Linked DNA regions of Homo sapiens: region 2 is linked to region 1. A link is an interaction called in ENCODE POLR2A ChIA-PET data of the cell type or tissue named here. Cell type or tissue: Panc1. All regions are shown on one strand. Each heading gives the region's core, and the rest is flanking DNA. Links, peaks and the distances in the headings are about the cores only.

Region 1 (8,344 bases), core at 292-8,291:
TAGTGAAACCTCTTCTCTACTAAAAATACAAAAATTAACCATGCGTAGCAGTGCATGCCTGTAATCCCAGCTACTTGGGATACTGAGGCAGGAGAATCGCTTGAACCCAGGAGGCGGAGGTGGCAGTGAGCCGAGATAGCGCCATTGCACTCCAGCCTGGGTGACAGAGCCAGACTCCGTCTCAAGAAAAAAAGAAAATATAAATAGCACGTTACAGATTTTCAACGTATATGGCCTTGCAAGTAAATTGGACTCAAAACAAACAAACAAAAACCTGTGTAAACAAAGGGTAGGCTACAGGTGTAATCTGCTGCTTGTTTGTATATACAGTAAAGTCATTTTACCCTGTTGGATTAATGCAAAAACTGTTCTAAATCCAAGGGATAAATTGTGTTTCTGAATAGCTCCTTCCTTCTCCAAGGCACGGTAGCTTTTTGTTTGTTTGTTTGTTTGAGACAGGGTCTTGCTCTTTTGCCCAGATTGGAGTACAGTGGCATAGCTCACCGTAATGAGCCTTGAACTCCTGGGCTCAAGTGATCCTCCTGCCTCAGTCTCTCAAGTAGCTGGGACTACAGGCATGTGTCACCACATTCACCTAATTTTTGAAATTTTTTGTAGAGACACGGTCTTGTTATATTGCCCAGTCTGGTCTCGAACTCCTGGCCTCAAGCAATCCTCTCGCCTTGGCCCCCCAAAGTGTTGGGATTATAGGAATGAGCCTTTCAACTGGCCCCAGTTTTTAACATAGAAATTTTCAAAAGTGTGTGTGCGTATGTAAGCGCATGTATTACATAAAGAATATTATGATCCCAGGGGGGCACGGTGGCTCACGCCTGTAATCCCAGCACTTTGGGAGGCCGAGGCGGGCGGATCACGAGGTCAGGAGATTAAGACCATCCTGGCCAACACGGTGAAACCCCATCTCTACTAAAAAATACAAAAAAAAACAAACAAAAAAAAAAAACAAAAAGCTGGGCGTGGTGGCGGGTGCCTGTAGTCCCAGCTACTCAGGAGGCTGAGGCAGGAGAATGGCGTGAACTCGGGAGGCAGAGCTTACAGTGAGCCGAGATCGTACCTCTGCACTCCAGCCTGGGCGACAGAGCAAGACTCCGTTCCAAAAAAAAAAAAAAAAAACAAAAACAAAAACAAAAACGAATATTATGATCCCTATCAACAAACCACCAGTCCCAATAATGGCCAGCTTTATGTCATTTTTTAACCTCACTCTGCCACCTATTGTGGTAAGACTTTTCCTTGGTTCAGCTAACAACAGGGTCCTTTTCCGTCCCACGGCCATGAAAATTTAGGTTCCCAGATGGTTTGAAGGGTGAGTGAAGCAGGGTTTTATTGGGTGAAAAGGAAGAAAAGGGGGAAACAAGGACTCTGGCAGATAGAGTGCTGCTCACCAGCAGCTTGGATCCCAGGTTCCACACAGGAAAAGGTAAGGCAAGGTTCCTCCCTGCTGCAAATGTCCTGAACTTCACGTTGGTGAGGCTCCATCTCATTGGGCAGGCTGGTTGGAGTTTCTCCAGGGACCCCCTCCCACCTGGCTGCCTCACTATTATGGGAATATTTCTTAAATGTTTAAAATTTTTCTCAGATCCAAAGATGTGACCAAAAACTTTTTTTTTCAATTAAGTGATAAGAAGAAAATTGATTTTTAAAAAATATCCTGAGTATAAGGACCAGAAGTGATACAATTTCTCGCAGAATTTGCATGTATCTGATCAAATGTGCCATATCTTCAGTTTGGCATAGAGTTGTTCTATGTTGGAAAAAAGTTAGCACATTGCTTGTTAACTGCATTTCTTTCAGGAAAAGAAGTCCTTGGTCACCTGTTAATGTTCCTGCACTCAACAAAAAGAATGGCAATGTTGTCTGGAGTTTTGTTCTTTTATAATAGTCCTGGTGCAGTGGTTAAGCATACAGGCTTCCTATATTAAATCTTGGCTGGACCAAGATTTGGCTGGAAAATTTAGACAAATTACATGATTTCTGTGTCTCAGTTTCCTCATTCTGATGCTAATACTACTTATTTCACTTGCCTGCTATGAAGATTAAATAAATTAATACATATAAATAATTAAGAAGACTTTTTGGAACATAGTAAATCACACATGTATTTCCTACTATTATTCACTTGAATTACAAACCTATTTCAGGCTGGGCGTGGTGGCTCATGCTTATAATCCCAGCATTTTGGGAGGCCGAGGCAAGAGGATCCCTTGAGCCCAGCAGTTTGAGACCAGCCTGGGCAACATAGGAGACACCCTTCTTTACAAATATAAAGAAACTAGCTGGCTGTGGTGGTGCATGCCTGTGGTCCCAGCTACTCAGGAGGCTGAGGTAGGATTGCTTGAGCCCAGGAGGTTGAGGCTGCAGTGAGCTTCGATCATGCCTCTGCAATCCAGCCTGGGTGACAGAGTGAGATTCTGTCTCCAAAAATACAAAACAAAACAAAACAAAACAAAAAACCCCGACAACAACAACAACAACAACAAGCTTGAAAGAGTTGTGCATCCTTAATACACTATAGGAGTGTTAACTTCCTTTTTTTTTTTTTTTGAGACAGAGTCTCGCTTTGTTGTCCAGACTGGAGTTCTGGAGTGCAGTGGCATGATCTTGGCTCACTGCAACCTCTGCCTCCCAGGTTCAAGTGATTCCCCTGCCTCAGACTCCTGAGTAGCTGGGATTACAGGCAGCTGCCATAATGCCCAGCTAATTTTTGTATTTTTAGTAGAGACGGGGTTTCACCGTGTTGGCCAGGCTGGTCTCGAACTCCTAACCCCAAGCGATCCACCTGCCTCGGCCTCCCAAACTGCTGGGATTACAGGCGTATGCCACAGCACCCGGCCAAGAGTGTTAATGTTTAAAACATCTTTTAAAATTACAAATAAAAGGCAATGTTTTAATTATGAAAAAATACATTGTCTCCTTTACCTGAAAGATTACTTTTCAGTATTAAAGGTTTTTTAATTTAATGTTTTGACTTGTAAATATCTCAATAAAATTCTTTTTGGGAGACATTATGTTTAGAATTATAAAAATTAAAGCATATGTTTGTTCATTTAACTTTCATGGGACCCCTCTAAAATCCAAAGACACATCATTAAAACCCAAATAAACAGAAAACATTAAAATATGGTTAGAAAACATGTTCTCGTATATTCAACTCTATTCTTAACAGATCATTACATTTTAAAGGTGTTTGCAAGAAAATACAAGGTGCTTCCTTAAATGATTTTAAGAATCTTAAAAAAGAGGACAGAAGGACAGAAAGGAAAAGAAAGGAAAATAAAAGATGATTAAAATATTCATAGTAGAAAAAGGTCCACAGAGCAGTCTGGCAGGCAATGCATGTGATGAGCTGTAGAAACCTTAAACATCCTGGACCAGAAGTCAGCCAATCAGGGGGCTGAGAACCACATTTCCATAATGATGATTGGCTGGTGGACTGGAGGCACCGCTGAGCTGTGAGGAAGGGGAGGAAAGGCTCTGCTGAGAAAATAGCAAAACAACTTTCTGGCTTTCTGTTGTTTATTGCATATTCTCCAAATGATTGTAGTGATTCATTCTTTAGGAAAGCTTGTTTTGAAAACAAAAGAGGCACAGTTGTTCACAACAAAAGTGATATTCAACAGCCAAAGGAGCCGAGTATAACGGAACTCTTTTATTCTTCTTTAAAATAAACTTTGGTCTCCTGATTTCATCTAACCAAATATGTTAAGACTTCCCAGGTGATGCATAAGGGTTGGATTTAAATATTAAAATTAGGCAGGGGTTACTGTTTCTGATAAGTATCACTGCTTTGTTCTTCTGTCAGCTTTAGAAAATGTGCACAAATAGAATATATTTTTATAAAATGTGAAAAAAATCCTTAAATTCTAGCATCAAAAGTATATTTAGTGCTTTCACACTTGAGGGAATTATGCCACTCTCCAAAAAGAAACTAATTTAGGCATTTTGTTTTCCTGCAGTCATATATGTGTGAAAGTTGGAGATACATGTATCAATGTGTTTGGTATTGCTCTCAATTTTTACACATATGTAAAAATCTACTGTCATGAAGTCATAAGGATTTTAAAAATGACAAAAGAAGAAGCAGAGAAATGGAGGCAAAGGAGAAAGATGGAGTGGAACGTAATGGCTGGATCCTGCTGCCTCTTGATCTTCCTGTGCTTGATCGTATTGCATTTTGTTGTAATTGTTTTGAATTCAAATAGAGCAGTGACAACATTTCACCTACAAGTTTTTAAATTTAGTTTTACAAACACTGTATCTACGGGCCATCTATCTGGAAATGAGAATAACTCTATAATGCAGATTAAGCAGAAGTATTTTGCAGTCTCTCCCAGTGACTATTCCTTGGCTAGCTAACAGACCAGCCATTCAGAAGCAATTTTCTTCAGGCTGAAATTATGTGCTGACCTTAGCAGATCACTTCCCATAATAACCCTTCCCCCACCCAATGCTAAATACAATCTGTCTCCTACTCACTGTAATAACGTGCAAATGACTGTAATTTTACAGACAAGAAACAGCCGAAAGTGAAACGTGTCTAAACAGAGGTCGATTTGAAAAATCAGGGCTATTACCTAAATCTGTAAAATACATATTGTAATAAAACCAGCAACAGAAATCTCCAATAAGTAGTTCTTTTTTTTTTTTTTTTTTTTAATGTAGCTTGTGTTTTGATCTTCTTTATGCAGCCAGTCTCTGCTGGCATAAAAGAAAAATCCTTTTCCAGAAATGGTTTCATTACACGAGATGTAAATTGCCTTACTTTGCTAACTGATCCTCAGACCTTGCTTGAGCACCCACTCAGATATAGCTGCACACACCACACCACAAAAGCCCGAGCCAAGCGGAGGTACAATTTCAGATACTTAACACTGACCTACATTGCACTTCTCTTAATGAGAGCAGTATACAAATGTTTTCCTTTAAAGATCACATTGTTTTGCCATATTTTGCTAGGTTCTCTAGAGCTGCAAGGCATAAAAAAGACAATTTGCTGCTTTTTATTTTGATTATTTTAAGATGGAGGATTAGAGACTATATGAGGAATTACATAAACATAGAGGGTTTATAAGTATATAAAGTTCTTCAACTTTATATTGCTTTACTAATTAAATGCATTGTAGTCTTAAATAAATTCACGTAATATTTGCTCTATATCATCGCAACTTGTTTAAGGTAAACTGTATTGTAAAGACATGTCAAGACAGTTATTACTTTCCCTCCCTTGGGTGGAGGGTCTTTTTGTTATACTCTAAGGAATTTAAACTGAAGGTGAATTAATAGGGCATAGAAGTATCTTGAAAAGTTAACATAGCAGAGTAATACGATGTGTGTAAATAGTCGTATTTACAAAATGTATATTGGAAATGTCCCACAGTCTTTCATGGCAGGGAGAACATTGTTGATGTTTTTCTTCTCTGAGACCCTTCATGCTCCCCAAAAGGACCTGAAATGTTATGGTGTGCAGGGGCCCTTCTTTCCACGGTAGACAAGGCTCTTAGTGCTTTGTCTTGTTCCAGTGATATTTCAGGATAATGCAAAACGTCAAATGTTTGACCAAGAACAACACTGCTCGTCTCCTTTTGGCAACAGTTATCCAGAAATGGATATTTTTGTTTTTTTAAAAAGACAGGGTCCGGCTCTGTTGCCCAGGCTAGAGTGCAGTGGCGTGATTATGGCTCACTGCAGCCTCGACCTCCTGGGCTCAGGTGATCCTTTTGCCTCAGCCTCCTGAGTAGCTGGCATTATAGACCACCTTGCCTGACTAGTTTTTTTGATTTTATATAGAGACGGGGTCACCCTATGTTGCCCAGGCTGGTCTTGCACTTCTGGGCTCAAGGCATCTTCTCACCCCAGCCTCTAAAAGTGTTGAGATTACATGCATGAGTCACCACATCCAGCCTGGGAAATGGATATTGTTTAAAGTACTACCCAGAAACTTAAATTGGATTTAGCATGCAGGTGTGAAAAAGTAGAGACAGTGTTTTTTCTAGAGGACCTTTAGCAAGTCAGGATGTTACCTGTAGGGAAAAAAAGCAAAGACCTTCTTGTGTTTGTGTGGGTGTTTAATAAGTCATCAACTGTATTCCCTAGAAACCAGGGCAGGACACCTGCCCACTGCCTTGAGGCCATCCTGTTGATAAGCAAACCCAGAGAGATAAGAATCTTTCTCCATAATCCTCTGGGATAGCCAGTAAGTTTCTCATTATGTCTAAATTAAGTTCTTTTTCCTATAAATTAACCCCATTTCCATGTTGGTTTCATTTTTTATAACTTTGTTTTCCACTTTTTCCCTTGATCCTGAGTAGATCTCAAGTGTCAATGTTGGCATAAATATAGAAAAGGTAGGCCTAGGAATAGACTCCCTTACAAATACACAAAAACTGGAGAAATAGATATATATTTAGACATGTTCTCATTCTGTTGCCCAGACTGGAGTATAGCAGTATGATCATAGCTTACTGCAGCCTCCAACTCCTGGCCGTTAATGATCCTCCCACCTCAGCCTCCAGAGTAGCTAGGACATAGGCATGTGCCACCACGCCTGGCTAACTTTTTAAAAATTTTTTGTAGCCGAGCACGGTGGCTCACACCTGTAATCCCAGCACTTTGGGTGGCTGAGGCGGGAGGATCACGAGGTCAGGAATTTGAGATCAGCCTGACCAACATGGTGAAACCCCGTCTCTACTAAAATACAAAAATTAGCCAAGCGTGGTGGCGCACACCTGTAATCTCATGTACTCAGGAGGCTGAGGCAGAAGAATCCCTTGAACCCGGCAGGTGGAGGTTGTAGTGAGCTGAGATGGTGCCACAGCATTCCAGCCTGGGCGACAGAGTGAGACTGACTCAAAAAGAAAAAAAAAAAGAAAAAAAAATTTTATAGAGACAGGGTCTCGCTATGCTGAGCAGGCTGGTCTTGAATTCCTGGTTTCAAGCGATCCTCCAGCCTCAGCTTCCCAAAGTGCTGGGATTACAAGCATGAGTCACTGGGCCTAGCCCAAGAAATAATCTTTGATCTTTAATAATATACCCTAAATCAGAGGAAATAGGCACCAAAGAAAGATCACCATGTTTTCCTGTGTTACTGCTAGAAGCCCCTGGCCTCCTCAGCATTGAGATCGTCTGTCTTTAAAAAAGGAGGAAAGGGACCTTTTGATGACCTTAACAATGATGTAGTACAAGCAGGGGCAGAGCTGATCTTGAGATCCAAGGAGCGGGTAGTGGAGGTTGTTGGAGGGGGATGATACTGTTTTGTTTGTTTGTTTGTTTGTTTGTTTTTGAGATGGAGTTTTGCTCTTGTTGCCCAGGCTGCAGTTCAATGGCGCGATCTCGGCTTGCTGCAACCTCTGCCTCCTAGGTTCAAGCAATTCTCCTGCCTCAGCCTCCCGAGTAGCTGGGATTACAGGCATGCACCACCACGCCTGGCTAATTTTGTATTTTTAGTAGAGATGGCGGTTTCTCCATGTTGGTCAGGCGAGTCTCAAACTCCCGACCTCAGGTGATCCGCCCACGTCGGCCTCCAAAGAGCTGGATGATACTTTTTAAATGCCCCTTTTACACTATCCTCATGCTCCTTCCACCCCTCTGTTCCAAATACTCATTTCCTGACATCTCCTCCTTTCTACCACATCTCTGAGTAGACACTAAGGTGTAAAATTACATAGTGCTTATATTATACAGTAGTGTATTGATATTATGAAGTATATGCATGTGGATATTAGAATGGTGACAAATAGGTTCCTAGTTACCTTGATGAGAGATTAAGATAACATTTTCATCTCTATAAATACAGAAAACTTCCCAATTTTGTGAGAGGAGTAGCTCTGATTTTCAAAACTGGTAGTTAATTGTCTTAGTTTCAGTCATCAATTAGCTGATGGTCCTCTGATGCCTTTTGATTGGCCCCTTTGTCAAACAAAACAAAACAAAACAAACACAAGAAAAGCCAGTCTGACAACACTGGTTTATTCAAAAGTCTCCTGGAAGAACCTGGGAGGAAGGAGGTGGGGGTGGGGTGTAAATGGAGTGTGGAGATGTTGGAATGGAAGGAAATACTTTAATTTATCAAAATGGTTTGGGTTAAATATGTGGTAGAGTCGGGCCTAAGCCTTCATCTTGGGCCAGTAGGGTTTCTCAGAAAGGTTTAAGGTTTGGGTTTAAGTGTTGAAGCTCGGGTTAGATTAGATTATTTGATTATTACAAACCCTAAACTTTGGTTTTAGTTAGACTTCATCTGTGCTGCAGACGCTGTAATTTGTTTTGTATTGGAGGAACTCCAATCTTCTCCAGCTTCACTAGGTCTCATTTTTAAATGTCCCATTCT
Region 2 (8,344 bases), core at 306-8,305, 900 kb before region 1:
ATCCAAAAAAAAAAAAAAAAAAAAAAAAGCCCAATTAACCTCCAAAAGCTTTATACCTAGGATTAATCATAACTCGAAATACTCAAGAAATTCCACTTGCATGAAAGCAAGGCATTCAACAAATCCCAATTCCTAAAACAAAAAGGGACTTACTTTCTTTCCTTGGATAAGTGGGATATTTCTGATTATGGATAGCAAATTTTTCTATTATCAGTAAACTCCTTTATAAACACACACAAGGAAATATTGACCAACCACTCAATCCCACCCCAGATGTTTATCATGCTTTCTCTCACCGAAAACATGCTTTATTACAGGCCCCCACTTTAGGCCTTCCAAATCCCCTAAGACCTTTTTATGTATATTTACACACTTCTTATAATCAGGCCCTTGGACTACTAGCCTAACCCATGGGAGATTCCCTCCAACCAGTGGCATGTTTTTCAAACCAACTAGATCCCATTTACAAAACCTGGCCCCTTTGCTTAAAAGTTTTGGCCACAACCTCTCTAATTATCCCTGAGGCACAAAAACTCACATTCTATGAACCCCTTCAGGTATTTTCCTCTCACAGTCTACAAGATATGCTCAGCCATAAGGCACTCACCTCCACCTCATCCTCTTGCACGCAAGCCCTGCATTCAACTCTCCTTCAACACTCTATCTCTCCTCATAGATACTCCCATCATAATCCCATCACTCTTTTACCTTCAACACCAATTTTGAACTCCGACCAACACTCACACTGATCTCATTGAAAGTTCTCTCACCATGTTTCACCACCTTACTTCCACTCACATAAAGGGAGCCCCAGATTGGTTTATAGATGGCAGCGCATCAAAAAAAACCCTCCTTTACAAGCAGGATATGCTGCCATTGAGGGATATCATGATGATACCCACTGTCTCCCACCTAGAAGAGTTGTAGAGGCTGCCCCCTTGCCTTGCCTTTGGGCATGTCCTCCCAACAAGCAGAATTAGTTGTTACAAACAAAACCAAGTTGCTGGGCAATTTTACAGGACATACTGAGAGTAGTCACCACAGATGTAGTTTTACTCTGGCAGCATTAACGCATCAGCCTGGTACAGGCTTTGAAAACAGATATTCTGTGTTGGCTCTTTTATGGATGGGTGGATAAAAGGACACAAAGATGCTGACAACATATAGAGAAGGGTTGAAGGAATGGGTTATGTAATCTAAGGTAATCAGAAAATGAAAATGAAAGATAATTTTACACAGAATTTGAAAAAAACTATTCTAAATTCACATGGAATCAAAAAAGCCCAAATAGTCAAAACAATCCTAAGCAAAAAGAACAAAGCTAGAGGCATCACATTACCTGACTTCAAACAATACTTTAAGACTACAGTAACCAAATGGCATGGTAATGGTACAAACACAGGCACATAGACCAATGGAACAGAAGAGGGAATCCAGAAATAAAGTTGCACACCTACAACCATCTGATCTTTGACAAAGCTGACAAAAGCGATAGGCAAAGAACTCCCCTTATTCAATAAATGGTGCTGGGATAGCTGGCTAGCCATATGCAGAAAATTGAAACTGGACCCATTCTTTATACCTTATAAAAAATCAACTCAAGATGGATTAAAGACTTGTAAAACCTATAGCTATAAAAACTTTGAAAGATAACCTAGGAAATGCCATTCTGGACATAGGACCTGGCATAGATTTCATGACAAAGATACCAAAAGCAATTGCAATAAAAACAAAAATTAACAAATAGGACCTAATTAAACTAAAGAGCTTCTGCACAGCACAAGACACTATCAACAGAGTAAACAGACAATCTACTGAATGGGAGAAAATATTTGCAAACTATCATCCAACAAAGGTTTAATATCCAGAATCTATAAGGAACTTAAGCAAAAAACAACCTCATTAAAATCTGGGCAAGTGACATGAACAAACATACTTCTCAAAAGAAGATGTACAACCAATGAACATATGAAAAAATACTCAGCATCGCTAATAATCAAAGGCCAAAACCACAGTGAGATACAATCTAACACCACACACCAGTCAGAATAGCTATTATTAAAAATTCAAAAAATAACAGATGTTTGCAAGGCTACAGAGAAAAAGGAATGCTTATACACTGTTGGTGAAAATGTAAATTACTTCAGCCACTGGAAAGCAGTTTGGAGATTTCTCAAAGAACTTAAAACTACCATTCAACCAATCGATCCCATTACTGGGTATATTCCCAAAGGAAAAAATATTATTCTACTGAAAAGACAAACGCACTTGTATATTTCTTGCAGCACTATCCACAAAAGCAAAGACATGGAATCAACCTGGGTGCCCATCAGTGGTGGGTTGGATAAAGAAATTCTGGTGTATATATCCCATGGAATACTATGCAGCCATAAAAAAGTCATATCCTTTGCAATAACATGGATCCAACTGGAGGCCATAATCCTAAGCAAATTAATGCAGGAACAGAAAACCAAATACTACATGGTCTCCCTTATAAGTGGGAGCTAAACTTTGAGTATACATAGACATAAAGATGCAAACAATAGACCCTGCAGACTATGAGAACAGGGAGGGAGAAAGGGGGGAATGGGTTGAAAAATTACCTATTGGGTACTATGCTGACTACCTGGGTAATGGGTTCCATAGCTCAAACCTCAGCATTATGCAATATACCCATGTAACATACTCACACATGTACCTCCTGTATCTAAAATAAAAGTAGAAATTATAAAAAAATTCAAAAACAAAAAGAATCAACTTTTAATTTAGTTCAAAATACTTTGTAATTTTATTTTTTATTTCTTGAATATAAGATGGGTTATTTACTGAAGTGTAGGCATACTAGATCAAATTAAAATGGGCTTTATAGAACAGGAGAATATAAAGGATCCAAGAGTTAGAAATACATGTAGACGTCACAGGAACTGATAAATCATAGGGAAAAGAGAGGACAGATATTTTCTCTAGCTCTCCCTATGGTCTCATATTCACTTATTCCTCCTTCTCTCTATAATGCTTTCTATGCTTTTTCCTCTGTAGACCAGTCTCTTCTGCTCATAGTCATCATGGTCACCACAAAATAGTGCCCTCAATCCTTGGTCTTCAGGATTTTACCTCAGCTTTATACATTTAATTATCTCAGTATTTCAGGGAGAGGAATTTCATTGACCCAACTTAGGCTGGGTGTCTACTTGATGCTATGGTGGCCAAGATGGTAGGAGAATCATTGGTACAGGTATAGACACCCAACCACATGAACAAGGAAAGGAGAGCACATAGACCTGTTCTTTGAACAGCATGTATCATAGTCAAGCATTTAGAGCACCAGGCACTAGGGGCAGAGTAAACAAGGAGAAAAGAAAGAAACAAGAGCCCAGGTAAGTTTTCTATGGGGTTCTGACTTTAAACTGACACCACTAGGCCCACTATGGTCTTAGGACTGTTAAAGCTCCTTTGGTATGACTAAGTCCATGATAGCATCATCTCCTGTTTTCTGATTGCTCTTGAGTCCCATGAGGGGATCTTGTTCATGTTAAGAAGACAGATCCTGTGGATATCCCAAGTAAAAACAACTCTCATTTTGGAAGTAATTCCCTGCTCCTGAAAGGTTCTCCCAGAGCCAGCTTCACTCTAAAGTCTGGTATCCGCAAGACCAGGAAATCACCAGTTGCAATTTTAGCATATTAAAGTCAATGGTAAATTTACTTGACTAGGGCTTTCAGCCTCCAGCCTCCTAAAGTGAGCATGAAGGCACAAACCTGAAATATTTAAGGAATGTTGGTACAATATTTCCTCTGACTGCACATAGACTTTCCTCAGGAAATGATTATGTCCATCCTTCTTTCCCCATTGAACCAGGAAGCATATCTATTATAAATATATTTTCTTTTTGTTACATTTGATGAATTCCTCATACTTTCAAAACCTTCTGTTTTAATTATGAAAATAAAGTTCTGTAAGTCACAAGACCTACTGGGTCCAGGAAATAATTCTGCCTTAAGGCAGACTATACGCAATTGGGGATTATACTTCAAGCAGGGTTCTGGATCCTAAACGTAAATTCTATTTTTAAAAGTATGAAATTTTCACTTAAAAGTTGTTAAATCTCAGTAAATGGGCTTATACTGATGTCCTGCTGCTCCTGAGGAAAACACAATGTGTGCTTAAAATTACTGCCTCTTTGTGATCTCTCTTTTCAGTTGCTTGTTCTCTAACAAAGTCCTACAAAGAGGTGACGGTGACTATCTGTGCTTTGCAATTCAAGCTGTTTTTTGAATAGACAGAATTTCCCTAGAACTGCCCCCCTCTTTCTTCATGACTTCTTGACCCGGCATTCATTAAAGCTGAGGTCCTGGCTCAAGTCAAGGGAAGATTTTAGTTATTATCCTTGGCAAAGGAACTCTCCACTGTGGCTTTGGTTTGAACTTCAGCTCTTTAGAGTACAGGGGTCACATGTGAATTTGTTATGCTCTCTGGCAAATGTTTCAGAATAAATGAATCTGATGAAATTCTCATGAAGTATTTGTTTTTTAGTGTTTCTCTAATATACAATAAATTGTAATTTATGAGGCATAATTGAAGAAAATTCTGGAGGAAGTTGTGTATAAGATTAGGGGGATTATTAAATCAACTTTATTGTGTTTTCAAAAGTTAAAAATGGTTTACAGCTATAATAAATTGCTTGAGAGTGCTATCAACCCATAAATTTTAATAATTTTATAAACATTCTGCAGTTAAGTTGGGCTCATGGCCAAATCCCAGGGCTGGTTTTGTGTCATGTAGTGTGTGTTTCAGTTTACCTGACTGATAAAGGAATGAGCTGTTCCTCATGCATGACATGCAGTGATTGGTCATTAATTTTAATGAACTAAAACTAAGAACTCAAATTTGAAGTCAGAGGTGCATTCGGCATCTCTGCCCCTCCCCAGTCTGTTGCCTAGTCATTGCTACTATATAGTATCTTCAAAGATAGAGGCTAATTTCATTTCCTTTAGCCTTTTCACCTTGAAAACCAGTTATAGAAATAATCACTTACTCATCTCCTATTGGGGAGCTGTTAACAGGATTGTTAAAATTTTTTTTAAGTAATAAGCTTAAAATACTCATAACAATTTGCATATAGAGAGTTCCCAATATACATTGGCTAAGATAGATTTATATCAATTTCATCAAGCAAATAAAGTGTGATATTTTTGGTATTTCTTCTCTTGTGAAAGTTGGTCAAATTTTACACAACTTGCTGAGATGTGCCTGTCTATGTAGAGGCTGGGTTTGTTTTAAATGTGTGCCTTAATGAAATGTGCTAATTAAGTGAGGATTACATTATTCACGTGTTCATCTAGACATTCCTGCCTAGATTTAGACCAAATTGATTATTGTATATTTAATAGAATACTATTTTGCTCTTTTTTTCTTTTATTCTACTCAAATTAAGCATATATAAAAACTGAGGTTATTAATTTGACTTGGTGTTCAATTATTCATTGTCGGCTTTTTATGATCATAAAAATAGTCACTGGATACTCAAGGATACTTAAGATTTAAACTATTGACTTTAGGCTACACATTCTGTTCTTTTAAAAAACACTTTTAGGACTATGATAAAAAAAAGTGGTGATTTTTTAATGATACAAGAGTCTTTTCCATTGAGTGTTTAATTTTCACTTTCTCATCTTACTGATGTGACTAAAAAAAAGTTAAAGTTGATGATTTTTGCCACCAAAAGAATGTCACTTGGTAACTAGATGTGTATATGTATTTATTCATCCATGCAAGACAGGCACATACTAATATATGCACTTGCCATGCCTACATTTTCACTTAATGAAGAGCTTAATAAAAATCAGCATTCATAGCCCCTTCCTAGTCAGATAAATTAGTTAATGCACAATAAGCAGCTCTTATGTATAATGCAAAAGATTAGTCTTATCATTTGCATAATGTGCTACAAATGGCCCACTGTTTCAAGCAGTAGAAGCTTTCTCATTAAATGTGAGTTGAAAGCTGAATGACGTCAATAAAGTAATTATGCTTCATTTGGCATATCTCATTCATTCTCTGGAGTTCAAGACCTTCTCTGAGCTCTGTTGACAGTGCTGCTGAAAGGCATGGTAATGGTTCAAAAGCAGAGCATTGGAACTCTGGGAATAAGCATGGTGTGCTCAAGCCTCCACTATATGAGTTGTTGGCCAGCAGCGATGCATTTTATCCTCTGGCCTATGCACACATGTATGTATAAGCATGTGCAACTAGAAACTCTTATGTTAATTCAAATTATCTGTCAGGGTCACTTAATCTCAGCCTTAAAAAGCTTACAGACATTCCCTGTAATATATGTCTGTTAGTACCAACTTCTCTGTTTTCGTTTGTCCTGGAATGTGTTAATTTGCCTTTTTTTCATAGATAAATGAGTTATAAAAAAAAATTCAGACCAGCAAAGTACCTATATCATTGACGTCCAGATTTGCCAGAATTCCCAGTGGAAAGAAGAGATTGACACTGATGGCATTTCTGTCTCCCTGCTGAAACATTTATAAAAATCCCAGTTCTGCCAATGGGATAGACAGAATTCACTGTCACAGTGTTGCCCCTCATCCCTCACGGAATGCTCACGTGAATATTTCCATGTTTTTGAGGAAATAGATTAGTTTTCAAAGAATATCTTTTAATTCAGAATACGCACTTTACTGATGTGAAAAATAAGACTCAAAGAACTTACATAATTTGGCAGAGATCCAGTTCTACTGAGTTTAGAAGATAAGTCTCTTGAGTCTTGTTCTTTGAGTATTGTTTCCCTGTGTTGTTAGTGGGTTTTTTTTTTTTTAATTCTTTTCACCTTTGTTTACTATCTCGAGGATGGGGAGGCAGATCACTTTATATTTGTCATGCAAAACTTCATATTAAAACTGTAAAAATGGTGGCTATGGAATTGCCTCTAAAAACTGATGCATTTCCATGCTCAGAATCTAACTCATTGCTCAAAAGCAGACTGTAGCTAATCTTTTTCTAGTATACTGTGTAAAAACAGCATTTCGACAAACGTGGTAAAATTATTTCTTCTGAAAATAGCACTTTACTGAAATCTTTGTTTTCCAATTAACTCTTCTTTCTTGAAGATAAAAAAAAATTGTTATTGAGAAAATGTCTGTTTTAAAGCATATATTTTATATTGTACTATTATATTTCATAATATTTTTTAAAAACAAAGAGGATTACTAGTACTTAGACAATTTCATCATTTTCTATATTTAATCCCACTTATTTCTGTGCTTATATAACTTATAAGCAATAAGTCTGTCTTGGAAAGGTAGAATATGCAACTTAATGCTAAAAGTAGGCTTGAATACCATCATAAGATCTGCGATTTATTCCTCCTGTTTGGGAAGTAATATGAAAGAGCCAAAAACCACAGACATTGTTAAAATGTGGATAAATATACTTATATTCACAATTCTACATACAAAGTAGAGATTTTGACATTTTAGCTACAGAAGGCATCAAAGAAAAAAGTCTTAAAGGTTGTATATATGTTAATTAGGTAATTATAAGAAAGTGAAGAAATCTTAAAAGAAATTATTCCACTTAGTTTGATAATTTTATTCAATTGAAGTAAATTTAAATGAGATCACCCATCTTTCACCTTTAGCTAAGAATAATACAAATAATAGATTACCCAAGAATATTTATAAATGCCAATTTGAGTACCTCTAAATTTCTACGGAATCTAATCTGGAACACAGAATGTCAGTTTCTACATAATGCCAATATCATTAAGTAAAAAATGAAATATCTATTAAACAGAAATCTATGTCCAAATGAACAGTTTGAAAACATGTTTTGAGTGGCTACACAATTGTAGCTTCGGCTACTTTGGTATGGACTTCAGCTATTTATCATGCTGACTTGTAATTGTATGTATGTGTGTATGTATGTGTGTGTGATTACATAAAAATAATGCTGCAATATTATTGAGTATCTTTTTTTGGCTATTTTCCATGCACCTCTTCTCTTTAGTAGGTCCAGATGAGATGGATTGCTAAAATCCAATAGTGAGAGAAATAATTGTTGTATCAACAACTGCCAGGTTGGTTCTACTCAAACGCTGAGCTCCTGGTAAATTCAATCCTCTGGATTATCTTCATATAAAAAACAAGTAAGAGGTATAGGCTTCACCCACTACATGCAGAAGAAGTTCAGCTCAAATAGTGTAGTTTTAACAGTCATTAACCCAATTTAAATGGTATAAAGTAATTAGTATATATGCTTTGAATGAGAATGTTCCCAAACTTTGATATATAATATTCATAATTTGGATAGATTTCAACTAAGAGTGTACTTTTACATG

The links. ChIA-PET counts read pairs that join two places held together with the same protein. Peaks named below come from ENCODE experiments on the same cell type or tissue, not always from the same donor. Only the 100,000 strongest peaks of a DNase experiment are listed, where the experiment ranks them.
Region 2: POLR2A ChIA-PET joins it to region 1 with 7 read pairs; 2 of 35 experiments call an interaction of 5 or more read pairs at or near these places.

What each region holds. Positions count from the first base shown.
Region 1 is chr5:124,750,885-124,759,228 of GRCh38, reverse strand. No RefSeq gene overlaps it. Among named protein-coding and RNA genes, the nearest start is that of ZNF608, 8.4 kb to the right of the region's middle. RefSeq lists an enhancer at 7,461-8,059. In Panc1, for the core only: no CTCF peak of the experiment used is centred there; no DNase peak of the experiment used is centred there; H3K4me3 peaks cover 929 bases; H3K27ac peaks cover 5,353 bases.
Region 2 is chr5:125,655,848-125,664,191 of GRCh38, reverse strand. All of the region lies in intron 6 of LOC124901056 (a long non-coding RNA gene), which reads left to right. Among named protein-coding and RNA genes, the nearest start is that of LINC02240, 170 kb to the right of the region's middle. In Panc1, for the core only: a CTCF peak has its summit at 3,336; no DNase peak of the experiment used is centred there; H3K27ac peaks cover 5,821 bases.